Linked DNA regions of Homo sapiens: region 1 is linked to region 2. Evidence: chromatin loops called from intact Hi-C (ENCODE). Cell type or tissue: heart right ventricle. All regions are shown on one strand. Each heading gives the region's core, and the rest is flanking DNA. Links, peaks and the distances in the headings are about the cores only. Region 1 holds the start of KLK14 (kallikrein related peptidase 14). Region 2 overlaps MED25 (mediator complex subunit 25).

Region 1 (6,489 bases), core at 901-5,900, 1.2 Mb before region 2:
TTCCCAGTCTCTCTCTGTCTCTTGCTCTCCCCCTCTCTGTCACTCTGTCTCTGTCTCTCTCTTTCTCTCTCTCTCTCTGTGTCTCTCTGTCTGGCTCTCTCTCTGTCTCTCTCTCCATCTCTCTCTCTCTCTCCCCCCCGTCACCCTGTCTCTGTCTCTCTCTGTCTGTGTGTCTCTCTGTCTTTCTCTCTCTCCATCTCTCTCTGTCTCTCTCTCTCTCTCTCTCTCTCTCCCTCTCTCCCTCCTCCCGTGACTCCCTCTCTCAGTCCATCTCTTCCTCCCTCTCTCAGCCCCTTCGTGCCCTTTCCTCTGACACTCCCCACCCTGGTTTCCTGACTCCACCACTAGATCCACCACCTCCAGCAACTGGGAACCCTCCCCTGCCCACCCTGCCCTGGGGTCCCCTCCCAGGATTCCTTCTAGATTATAGCATCTTCCCTGGGCGGGTTCTCATGAACAATTGTGGCTGCTTTTTTGGCCAGACAGGGGAGGGAGGGGATGGGATCAGGGAGTCCTGGAATGGGAACTAGGCAATAAAAAAAAAAAAATGTCAGAAGCAGGGCGGCGGGAGGTGGGGGCAGGGCCAGCTGTCCTTACCAGGGATAAAAGGCTTTGCCAGTGTGACTAGGAAGAGAGACACCTCCCCTCCTTCCTTCATCAAGACATCAAGGAGGGACCTGTGCCCTGCTCCACATCCTCCCACCTGCCGCCCGCAGAGCCTGCAGGCCCCGCCCCCCTCGTCTCTGGTCCCTACCTCTCTGCTGTGTCTTCATGTCCCTGAGGGTCTTGGGCTCTGGGTAAGTGCCCCTTGCTGTCTCTGCCTCTCAGCCCCCGGTTCTGTTGAAGGTTCCTTCTCTCTCACTTTTTCTCTGCATTTGACAGGACCTGGCCCTCAGCCCCTAAAATGTTCCTCCTGCTGACAGCACTTCAAGTCCTGGCTATAGGTAAGAGAACGGTTGGGTATGACACAAGGGGGTCCCCTGGAGACTCTGAGAAGAGATGGGGATGGGTCCTTGGGGCCCCTGGATGCTCATGGTGACCTCATAAGAAAGAGCAGGGAGTGGTTTGGGGGTCATGGTGGGGGAACGTGCTGGAGGCCTAAATTCCTAGTTGTGGAGGTGCTAGGGAATTGTGGGGCCGGGGAGAGAGGTGTTTATAAGGTCTGGTGCAAAATACATAAGGAATCTTAGGGAACTATTAGGTCCTGAGTGGGTCATAGCAGAAAGATCACGGGGCTCTACCTGACTGTGTTAGGAAAGAAACAATGTCAGAAAGATGTTTTGTTGTCAGAGGGAAGGTGGAGAAGGATGATGGGATGGCGGGATCGTGGCATGGGGTGGCGGGATCGTGGCATGGGTGTGTGAGGTGGATGGGGGCAAGTGTGGGGCAAGAGATGGCGGATCCTTGGGGTCCCACTGAGTGGGAACGTTGGGGAGGAGACAGGGAGGTCCTTGAATGTGTTGGGGAAGGACTCATTGGGGGGAAATGTGGCATATTTCGAGAAGTGATCACAGAAATTATGGGAGCATAGAGCTAAGGGTCGTAGATGTAGCAAGGCCCTGGATAAGGTGGCCACGGCACAAAATAAGAGATGCTACGGAGGTGACTTGGGAGGTGAGTCAGAAAGCTCTCCGTGCTGGGGCAATAACGGGGTCAATATTGGGCATGTCTCACCCTGGGTGGGACAGATAGAGGCGGGCAGTTTAGGGGTTAGACCAAAAGGAAGGGGATTTGTCAGTTTTGGAATCCTACAAACTTGTGGAGTGGAGAGTGTTTGCTCATCTACTTTCCCCACCCAATCCTGTCCACTCCTAGCCATGACACAGAGCCAAGAGGATGAGAACAAGATAATTGGTGGCCATACGTGCACCCGGAGCTCCCAGCCGTGGCAGGCGGCCCTGCTGGCGGGTCCCAGGCGCCGCTTCCTCTGCGGAGGCGCCCTGCTTTCAGGCCAGTGGGTCATCACTGCTGCTCACTGCGGCCGCCCGTAAGTGACCCCCTCCCCTGTCCCTGTACCTAGTGAATTCCAGAGTCTAAAGCCCTAGAGCTGAGCTGAGAACCTGGATCTCTGTATAGAACCCAATGTAGTGGCTGGCTCCTGGTTTGAGGTCTAGAGAAGAGCCTGGAACAAAAACACAGCTCGGGATGTGGGCTCCTCCATAAATCTCGAACTCAGCATAGGTTCTGAAAGCAGATGGGCAGCTTGGAACCCATGGACCTGCTGAGAACCGAACATCTGATCCAGTGATTCTTCCAGAGGCCACACATTACATCGAGACCAAGCTTAGCCCATTCCAGATTGGTGGCTGAATTCAGGACCCCGTCTACATTCAGAAACTCAGGACACTACGTAGAACTCAGAGCCCAGTTCAGGACCTGCAGTCTAGCCATAAATCCAGAACTAGAACGCTGCTCACAGCTGGAACATACAACTCTAAGAATAGAGGCAAAACCTGGAGGCTGTTTCACACCCAAGGTTTAGTTCAGAGTCTAGTCTATAGCTCCGCTATGAGCAGACTTCAACCCAGTGTTTGAATCCCAGAATGTGGCGGGTGCGGTGGCTCATGCCTATAATCCTAGCACTTTGGGATGCTGAGGCAGGCAGATCACCTGAGGTCAGGAGTTCGAGACCAGCCTGAGCAACATAGAGAAACCCTGTCTCTACTAAAAATGCAAAATTAGCCAGGCATGGTGGCACATGCCTGTAATCCCAGCCACTCGGGAGGCTGAGGCAGGAGAATCACTTGAACCTGGGAGGCGGAGGTTGCAGTGAGTCAAGATCGCACCATTGCACTCCAGGCTAGGCAACAAGAGCGAAACTCCATATCAATCAATCAATCAATAAATCCCAGAATGCAGATCCTAATCAGAAGCCCCATATAAAACCTAGACCCCTCCTAAATTCTAGATCTGAACTTACAACCCAGACCCCAGCCAAGAGGTCAAAATGCCTATAAGCCATATCTATGCCATAAACAGGTCAGTCTAGAACCTAGAGATCAAAGCTCAGGCCAGAGTCTAGAATATAAAGGCCAGAATGCAAACCAGACTCTAGAATCTTGGATCCGGGCCATAACCTAGAGCTCCAACTAGAACCCAGAGCCCAACCTGAGGTCAAGGGCTAGGGCCAGAGTCCAGAACCAAGAGCCCTATAATCCAATATGAAACAGACCTGTAGAGGCTGGGTGCGGTGGCTCACGCCTGTAATCCCAGCACTTTGGGAGGCTGAGGCGGGAGAATCACTTGAACTGGGAGTTGGAGGTCGAGAGTGAGCTGAGATCGTGCCACTGCACTCCAGCCTAGGTGACAGAGCGAGACTCCATCACAAAAAAAAAATAAATAAATAAATCAAGTCATAATCCAGGTTCGATCTAGAATCCTGATCTTAGCATAGAGTCAAAAGTTTAAGATGTCTAGAACTCAGAACCCAGGCTAGAAACAGAATGGTGCCTACTCCGGAATATCAGTTCCGATTTAGAGCCTAGACTCATAACGCAGTTTCGCTTAGGACTCAATGCACCGAGCCCAGCACAGACCCTGGCACGGAGCCAAGCTCTCCCAATCATCACCTTCTTCCCAAGCCAGGAGCTGGAGCCCAGCCCAAGAGCGGAAGGAGAGGCAGCTGGGGCTGGGCCGAGAGAATGCCCTGGCCATGGGGAAGGGCACAGGAGGCCAAGAATGCTCGGCCTGCAGTTAGTGAGAAGCAGGCTAGACCTCGGGGAAGACTCGTCACCCGGCCAGGGAACCGGGCTGGAGGGTGGGGAGGAGTCTCTGGCTCAGACCCTGAGCAGCGCTTCTCTTGGGGGTCGTGGCCAGGATCCTTCAGGTTGCCCTGGGCAAGCACAACCTGAGGAGGTGGGAGGCCACCCAGCAGGTGCTGCGCGTGGTTCGTCAGGTGACGCACCCCAACTACAACTCCCGGACCCACGACAACGACCTCATGCTGCTGCAGCTACAGCAGCCCGCACGGATCGGGAGGGCAGTCAGGCCCATTGAGGTCACCCAGGCCTGTGCCAGCCCCGGGACCTCCTGCCGAGTGTCAGGCTGGGGAACTATATCCAGCCCCATCGGTGAGGACTCCTGCGTCTTGGAAAGCAGGGGACTGGGCCTGGGCTCCTGGGTCTCCAGGAGGTGGAGCTGGGGGGACTGGGGCTCCTGGGTCTGAGGGAGGAGGGGCTGGGCCTGGACTCCTGGGTCTGAGGGAGGAGGGGGCTGAGGCCTGGACTCCTGGGTCTCAAGGAGGAGGAGCTGGGCCTGGACTCATACGTCTGAGGGAGGAGGGGCTGGAGCCTGGACTCCTGGGTCTCAAGGAGGAGGGGCTGGGCCTGGACTTCTGGGTCTGAGGGAGGAGGGGCTGGGGACCTGGACTCCCGGGTCTGAGGGAGGAGGGACTGGGGGTCTGGACTCCTGGGTCTGAGGGAGGAGGGGCTGGGGGCCTGGACTCCTGGGTCTGAGGGAGGAGGTGCTGGGGCTGGACTCCTGGGTCGGAAGGAGGAGGGGCTGGGGGCCTGGACCCTTGGGTCTTATGGGAGGGTAGACCCAGTTATAACCCTGCAGTGTCCCCCAGCCAGGTACCCCGCCTCTCTGCAATGCGTGAACATCAACATCTCCCCGGATGAGGTGTGCCAGAAGGCCTATCCTAGAACCATCACGCCTGGCATGGTCTGTGCAGGAGTTCCCCAGGGCGGGAAGGACTCTTGTCAGGTAAGGCCCAGGATGGGAGCTGTGGTAGGGATTATTTGGGACTGGGATTTAAGCAAATGATGTCAGGAGCATGGAAGTCTGCAGAGGTCTTCAGAAGAGAGTGAACCGCAGGCACAGAGAGATTCCGATAGCCAGGCCACCCTGCTTCCTAGCCCTGTGCCCCCTGGGTAATGGACTCAGAGCATTCATGCCTCAGTTTCCTCATCTGTCAGGTGGGAGTAACCCTCTTAGGGTAGTTGGTGGAATGGGATGAGGCAGGTTGGGGAAAGATCGCAGAGTGGCCTCTGCTCATATGGGTCTGGGAAAGGCTGTGCTGAGGCTTCTAGAAATCTTAATGCATCCTTGAGGGAGGCAGAGATGGGGAAATAGAAAAAGAGAGACACACAAATGTTCTACAGTTGGAGCGAACAGAGAGGGGCCTGGTGAGATTCAAGGGACAGGCAGGTGCACACAGAGACAGAGCCAGACCCAGCGGAGAGGGAAGGAAGTGCCCCGACCTCCGGGGCTGAGACCTCAGAGCTGGGGCAGGACTGTGTCCCTAACTGTCCACCAGTGTCTCTGCCTGTCTCCCTGTGTCTGCTTCTCGGGTTCTCTGTGCCATGGTGGCTCTGGCTACCTGTCCATCAGTGTCTCCATTTCTGTTCCTCCCCCTCAGGGTGACTCTGGGGGACCCCTGGTGTGCAGAGGACAGCTCCAGGGCCTCGTGTCTTGGGGAATGGAGCGCTGCGCCCTGCCTGGCTACCCCGGTGTCTACACCAACCTGTGCAAGTACAGAAGCTGGATTGAGGAAACGATGCGGGACAAATGATGGTCTTCACGGTGGGATGGACCTCGTCAGCTGCCCAGGCCCTCCTCTCTCTACTCAGGACCCAGGAGTCCAGGCCCCAGCCCCTCCTCCCTCAGACCCAGGAGTCCAGGCCCCCAGCCCCTCCTCCCTCAGACCCGGGAGTCCAGGCCCCCAGCCCCTCCTCCCTCAGACCCAGGAGTCCAGGCCCCAGCCCCTCCTCCCTCAGACCCGGGAGTCCAGGCCCCCAGCCCCTCCTCCCTCAGACCCAGGAGTCCAGGCCCCAGTCCCTCCTCCCTCAGACCCAGGAGTCCAGGCCCCCAGCCCCTCCTCCCTCAGACCCAGGAATCCAGGCCCAGCCCCTCCTCCCTCAGACCCAGGAGCCCCAGTCCCCCAGCCCCTCCTCCTTGAGACCCAGGAGTCCAGGCCCAGCCCCTCCTCCCTCAGACCCAGGAGCCCCAGTCCCCAGCATCCTGATCTTTACTCCGGCTCTGATCTCTCCTTTCCCAGAGCAGTTGCTTCAGGCGTTTTCTCCCCACCAAGCCCCCACCCTTGCTGTGTCACCATCACTACTCAAGACCGGAGGCACAGAGGGCAGGAGCACAGACCCCTTAAACCGGCATTGTATTCCAAAGACGACAATTTTTAACACGCTTAGTGTCTCTAAAAACCGAATAAATAATGACAATAAAAATGGAATCATCCTAAATTGTATTCATTCATCCATGTGTTTACTTTTTATTTTTTGAGACAAGGTCTTGCTCAGTCTCCTGGTGAAATGCTGTAACGCAATCATAGCTCACTGCAACCGTGACCTCCTGGGCTCCAGTGATCCTCTTACCTCAGCCTCCCGAGTAGCTGGGACCACAGGTGCCCGTCACCATGCCCCGCTACTTTTTAAATTTTGTGTAGAGATGAGGTTTCCCTGTGTTGCTCAGGCTGGTCTCGAACACCTGACCCCAAGCAATCCGCCTACGTCGGTTTCCCAAAGTGCCGGGATT
Region 2 (6,489 bases), core at 721-5,720:
TATGCTAACACAGGGAAGGCCAAACAAAACTCATCCGCACGATGGCCCATAGGCCACCAGATTGCAATCTCTCTCCTGGGGTGGGGCCCGTGAATCTGTACGTTAACCAGCATGCAAAATGATGTGGATGCTGGTGGTCCAGGCATGGACCGCGCTCTCAGCAACACTGGTCCAGAGTCCAACAACAGACAACTCACTCACCACCTCCAGGAGAGACCACCCTGCGCTCCAAGCCTGTCTGGATCCCCCTGCCCTCGGGACGTCTCTGAGGACATCCTTCAGGTCCCTCACCTTGCCACGTCCCAAACCTGTTCCCTGCTGGGTATTCTATCCTGGGGACAGACCCACCGTCTTCCCCATCCACAGCCCTGGAAGGTCAGTCTCTGACATGGACCCAGGGACTGCCCTCTCTCCATGTGCGATCTTGTCTGCTTCTGTGGCTTGAACTGCCAAACATACACTGTCCCCTAAGGACACGTCCTGAGCTCCCAACATGGCACCTGTCACCTGGATGTCCCTTGGACCACCTGCACTTACTACCAGCTCCTTCTCCCAGGAGCCCCACCACCTACCATCACGTAGGCCTGGCCCCCGGGAGCGAACCTCTACCCCAGCCCCCGACACCGCCACCACCCAGCCTCACCTTTCCTGGCCTCCTGTCTGGCCTCATCACGCTCTACAGCTGAGAGGGGTCTTTCTGACATCCAGAGCTGGCCTAGGCCCGCCCCACTGCTCAAAGCCTCCTGGTTCTCCTGTGTCCCCAGGACAAACCATGGGCTGCTCAGTTTGGAATCCGAGCTCCTCAAACTCTGCACCTGCCCATCTCTCTAGCTCCCTACATGCTCATGCTCCAAAAGCATCCATCAACTTGCTCCTCTCAATGTCTCAGGCTTCCTCCTGCCTTTGAGTATTCAAAGTTTCTGTTGTCCTCTGCACCCAGATCACCCCTCACCTCCTTCCCTCCCAGCCTGACGGCTGATTCTCTTTCAAGACTCTGAGGAGCTGGGGCTGGGTCAGATGCCTCTTCCAGGCTCCCATGGTGCCCCTGCCACCTCCATGAGAGCTTGAGTCCTGAGCGCTGCCTGCCTGTCCCTGCATCTCCCACGAATCAGGTTGCACCAGACTGCCTGTGACTCACCACGGAGGCCCCAGCGTCATTCACCCAGGGCCCCAGGGATGTCTGCTGAAGTGAGAACAAGGACAGAGATGCCCCCTGGGGTTTCCTCCTGCCCAGTCCTGAGGGATGTCAGTGACGGGAGCCGGGGCGTGTGTTAAAAAGGAACTTTATTGGGTGTTGGGGATTCAGATGAGATCCATGAGGATGTCGTCCTCCATGACGCTGGGCTGCAGGCCCGGCTGGGGGACCGGGCCCCGGGGACCCCCGCTCAGCAGCATCTGACCTGAGGGGCAGTGGGGAAGGGACTGCATCTCCCAGTAGGCCCTTGGGCCCAGGAGGGCCCAGAGGCACTAAGTTTTCTAGGCAGCCCTTGGGGGACCCAACAGAAGCACCTTCTGGCCCCATCTAGTTACAAATATGCTGTTTCCCATGAGCCTTTGGGGGCCCTTCTCCAAAACTACTTCTCTGGCCCTAAGACCACATTTCCCAGCAATCCCAGGAGCACACACAGGAGGATCATGGGAAACGCTCTTAACCCACTAGGTCCTTGGACCCATGGGCTGTACTTTCCCGGAGCCCTCAGAGCTCCGCAAAGGCCATGGGGGAACCCTCATTCTTGGATCCTATGTCTTTACTTCCCAGGAGCACTCGGTCTTGGTGCTCTAGCCCAGGAGCTGCTGGGACACTCAGTCCAGACCTCTGCCCTCCCCCGGGTCCCCTTACCTGGCAGTGGAGCCCGAGGGGGAAGTTGTGCGGGCCAGGACTGGGCAGGTGGTGGATGCAGGAGTGGGGGCCCCAACTGGGGCTGCCCCAGGCCCTGGTGCGGCGGAGGCAGCAGCGCAGGAGCCCCTGGTGGCTGGAGGTGGTGGAGGGAGGCCTGGGGTGGGGGCACCCCAGTCTGCGGCTGGGAGAACACAGAGAGTGGCTCAGAGGCTCCTGGTAGAGACTCCCCACCTCTCAACACAGACACTGCTCAGAGATGGAATCAGCTAGTGGTGAGGGGAAGTTTTTCTTCAAAGGTGGGGGATGGACGGAGAGGAGGCGGTCTGCCTTCTGCCTAAAGCCCTGGGCGGGTCCCCATTCACACCCACTGACCACAGTCAACCTCCCTCCTCCCAGACAACAGGACCAGAACCACCAGGGCCAGGATCTGGAACTCTCGCTACCCCACCCCAACATCTCACCGGTGGTGGGTTGAGGAGGAGGCTTCGCAGCTGAGGGTTGGCCCCAGGGTTCTGGGGCCGAAGGATGGGTCCAGGAGGGGGTGGGCCAGAAGCTGCTCCAGGAGGGCCTTGAGGGGCACCTGGCGGGGGCTGGGCAGTACCTTGGGGCTGGGGCTGCCCCGTGGCCCCAGAGGCCCCTACGGTACCCTGAGGCTGGGGCTGCGGTGGGCGGAGCTGGAGCTGGTGGGAAGAGACACAGGGGTGAGGGAGATGGGCAGGGCCTCACGCCCCTTCTGCAGGCACAGAGCGCAGCCTTGGGGCCTCCCCAACCCAGCCCCGACCCCGCCAGCCCTGTCCTCACCAGATTCTGTGAGGGCCTGGCTTGGTCCTCCAGAATGGGCCCCAGCCCTGGGGGTGCCTGCTGTCCCCCCATCTGCACGGGGAGAGAGGGGCAGGTCAGTAACTGAGGGTGGTGGCATCCTGAATCTGAGGCGGGAGGGCCTGTGCCCTGAGGGGAACTAGTAAGGAGATGGGGACATTCTCTTTGGGGGTGAGTGGTCTGGGAGGGATGCCGTACACTCCAAGGTCTCCAGGAGGAAGCTGTGTCAGGGCTTTGATGTGGATGCTGAAAAAGGAGAGAGACTGCAAGAAAATCTGAGTGGGACTTAGCTTGGAGGCACCACATATTGGGAGAAGGGTGGGCATCTTGGTCCTGGAGACCCCAGGGGGCCATGTGGGGCCCGGGCAGGAGGGGGTCGGAGTGCTGGTTTGGGGACTGTCAACACTCACTCCTCGCTGCTGCTGCTCCAGCTTCTGCTGCTGGACCTGCTTGTGGTTGGTGATGACCTGCCGGATGCCGTTGACGAAGCCGCTCTGGTCGTAGGGGATGAGGCCCATGAAGATCTTCTTCTTGGACGAGTACAGGAGCATGAGCACGCGCACCTCACAGGGCGCCGTGTGGGGGAAGTGCACGCAGCCCGCCTGGGTGGACAACAGCTCTTCAGAACCATTCAGGCCCTGAAAGAGGCAGCCCTGACCCCCTCCCCATTCCAGAAGGCTCTAGAGGCCCCACAGGCAAGGTGAGGTGAGGTTTCTGCTATAGAAGGTTAAGGAGAACAGGTGTGCTATGGGTTGCTCTGGAGACAGAAACTGAGGCGCTCAGGGCAAGCTAGGGTTCCAGCTGCCCACTGAGAGGGAAAGCGGAGAGAAAGTGCTGGAGCCCAGCTCTTCAACCTTCAGCCACCACCTGCTCCTCATGGACCCAGTTTCTTGGGCATAAAATGCCACGGCGGCCTCCTCAGAGGGCGGCTGAGGGTCACGGCCGGGAGAGCGGCCTAGATGCACAGCGTGGTACCCACAGGCCTGTGATCAACGGTGGGTCGGACCCCGGGTATCCAAGAGATCCTCCAGCCCTCAGCACCGGCCAGTGTACACCACGGGGAGTGCTCCCACATCACAGGGTCGCTGTGACTATGCGATGTCTGATCCACAGCAAGAGCCCTGCCTGAGGCTCAGCCCACAGGAAGCACCCAGGAAACATCACTGGTCATCAGGGGGGTAACACATGGAGCATTCAGGGCAGGGGCTCCTGAGGGAGGCGAGGCTGACCTTGGCCAAGTGAATTGACTTCTCTGAGCCTCGGTTTCCTGCCTGAGACAGACCCTGCTAGCTGCCTATTCCATATCCAAGTGTCCTCCTCCCCTGCATTCCCAATGCTGTCTGGGGCTGTAACATGTCCCAGCCCCAGACAGTCACGGATACCTGCTCCCAGCAGCCTCCCATCAACTAGGGGCTGCCCAGTGGCCTAGGTCCGGGATAGGAGGTGAAAGGAATGCCTGCTCTGGAATCTGAGAAAGTTTCTGCTGTCTTGAAGAAAGGGAAACACACAGCCCCCTTCCCCTCCTTCATGAAAGCACACAGGATGCGTGGAGCCATGAGAGCTACCTTGTGACTATAAAGGAGAGGCCAAGAGAACCACAGGGCCCTGTCCCTGATGTCACAGACCTATGAAACCAATCCCAATAGCTGGCCCCCTCTAGATGTCCTGTCCTGTGCAAAATATAAATGCCTGCTCCTACAACGCCTGCCCTCTCAGAACCCAGCTGCCACAGTGTGGCCACGTGGACAGGCCATGTGCAGACACTGGGATGGCCGGTCCTAGCCAAGCCCCAGCCAACAGCCAGGGCTGTGTGAGGAGCTGTTTTGAACATCCAGCCCAGTAAAGGTTTCAGATGACCAGAGTCTCAGCTGCCATCTGATGGCAACCCCGTGAGAGTCGCCAAGCGAGATGGCCCACTGAGCCCAGGTGACCCACAGAATCATAAGAGAACATTTTTTCCGAGTGCCCCCAATTATCTATGTGTTTGGGAAACTACGTGATTTGCAGCCGGAAGTACTAACTCTCAGGAATGCCTTCTTCACAAGGTTCTGTGAGGGTCTCGTGAGGTGATCCCCCTAAGGTTCTCTTTCCTGCAGGAGTGCCTGGTGCACGGAAGTAACTGATCTGCTCCTTCCCCGAGTTACAAAGTGTGAACTGTGACTCCCAGAAAGCTATGCTGAGGCTGGGCGCGGTGGCTCACACCGGTAATCCTAGCACTTTGGGAGGCCGAGGCAGGCAGATCACTTGAGGTCAGAAGTTCGAGACCAACCTGGCCAACATGGTGAAACCCTGTCTCTACTAAAAAATACAGAAATTAGCTGGGCATAGTGGCACATGCCTGTAATCCCAGCTACTTGGGAGGCTGAGGCAGGAGAATCGCTTGAACCCAGGAGACGGAAGTTGCTGTGAGCCAAGATTGCACCACTGCACTCCAGCCTGGCTGACAACAGTGAAACTCTGTCTCAAAAAACAAAACCAGAAAGCTAAGCTGAGGTTCCAGTCCCCAGCACCTGTGAAGGTGACTCTATCTGGAAAGAGGGTCTTTGCAATTGTAGTAAGATGAGGTCAGGAAAATGGGGCCTAATCCAAAATTACTGATGTCCTTATAAGCACAGACACAAAGATACAGAGAGAATGCCATGTGGAGACACACACAGAGGGAAGACAGCTGCGGGATGGAGGAAGACCCTGGAGCGATGCCACCTGAAGCCTGGGGTTACCGGCCGGAAGAGGCAACGAAGAGGCCTTCCCTCCAGCCTCTAGAGAGAGCGTGGCCCTGCTGACACCCTGACCTTGGGCTTCTGGCCTCCAGAACTGGGATAGAACACGTTTCTGTTGTTTTAAGCCCCTCTGCTTGTGGTAATGTGTTACCACAGCCACAGGAAATGAACACATCCCATAAAGCCATGCCAGAATCAACAGCTTCCTCCTAACTGATCCTGTCACATCCAGCTCACATTTTTAATGTGGAATATCCCTCAAATCTGGTGCATACGATGATTATAATAAAAGTCACGGCTCTAGAAGAAAGGCGAGGAACCTAAGGGCATGAAGTGCACCCAACCATCAAAAACGGCTTCCGTGGGCCCAGGCACTCTGGGATTCCCGTCAAAGGTCAGCAGAAAGCAGGACAAGAGTCAACACCCCTCGGCCCCCCATGCCCTGGACTCACGAAGCCGTTGCCCATGATGCGGTAGAGGCCTTTGAGAGACTCCAGGTCCTTGTTGGTGAAATGGAACTGGACCATCCTTGAGTTCCGGAACAAAGGGCCCAGGGTGGTCTGCGGGAGACACAGAAGTCGGCTGGCATGCTGGTGTGGGCAAGTGAGGCGGGGACATGAGGCAGGGAGTGGGGGTGGGGCAGGGAACAGGAAAGAGACAGCAGGGTGAGGACTGCCCGGCAGCAGGGCTGGCCCTCCACCGCCACTCACCAGCAGCTGCTGGGGGATGAGCTGCATGATCAGCTTCTGGGGCCACTGCTCCGTCTTCCTGGGGGCGATGCCAGGAGAGGTGTGAGGAGGGGGCCAGCCCCAGCCCCACCACACCCCGCCCCTGACTGTCACCTACAGGTTCTCGCCATGATTCACGTAGACCTGGCAGGGCAGTGACCGCGTCAGCTTGGTGTTGGCATCCACTGAGGCAGGTTTGGGTTTCTGAGGGGGAAAAAAGAGCATGTCAGTAAAAAGGGCCATAAGCCTCAGTCCCCTTGAGCCCTCATGTCCTACCCTGGTAGCCCCAAAGCTCAGGATGTTCCCCAGTTTAAGTCCCATGAGCCCCAGGCCCCTCCTCCAGACCAGCAAGCCTTCAGTTCCTCAAATGTTACAGCTACGT

What was found. Hi-C counts contacts between places; a loop is a spot of excess contacts. Peaks named below come from ENCODE experiments on the same cell type or tissue, not always from the same donor. Only the 100,000 strongest peaks of a DNase experiment are listed, where the experiment ranks them.
Region 1: a loop joins it to region 2, with 10 times the contacts of the local background. A loop is called at or near these places in 1 of 110 quality-filtered maps.

Annotation. Positions count from the first base shown.
Region 1 is chr19:51,077,030-51,083,518 of GRCh38, reverse strand. KLK14 (kallikrein related peptidase 14) reads left to right here and starts at 632. Exons shown (of 6, transcript NM_001369775.2): 1 at 632-797; 2 at 883-944; 3 at 1,816-1,987; 4 at 3,817-4,070; 5 at 4,568-4,704; 6 at 5,360-5,622. The coding sequence starts at 905. The coding sequence ends at 5,512. In heart right ventricle, for the core only: no CTCF peak of the experiment used is centred there; a DNase peak (open chromatin) is centred at 3,568; H3K27me3 peaks cover 167 bases.
Region 2 is chr19:49,831,758-49,838,246 of GRCh38, reverse strand. MED25 (mediator complex subunit 25) reads right to left here. Exons shown (of 18, transcript NM_030973.4): 11 at 6,226-6,311; 12 at 6,090-6,147; 13 at 5,832-5,939; 14 at 3,070-3,261; 15 at 2,642-2,713; 16 at 2,302-2,520; 17 at 1,841-2,021; 18 at 1,268-1,400. The coding sequence ends at 1,303. MIR6800 (microRNA 6800) reads right to left here and starts at 6,229; the gene lies at 6,148-6,229. RefSeq lists enhancers at 2,687-3,187, 3,188-3,688. In heart right ventricle, for the core only: no CTCF peak of the experiment used is centred there; no DNase peak of the experiment used is centred there.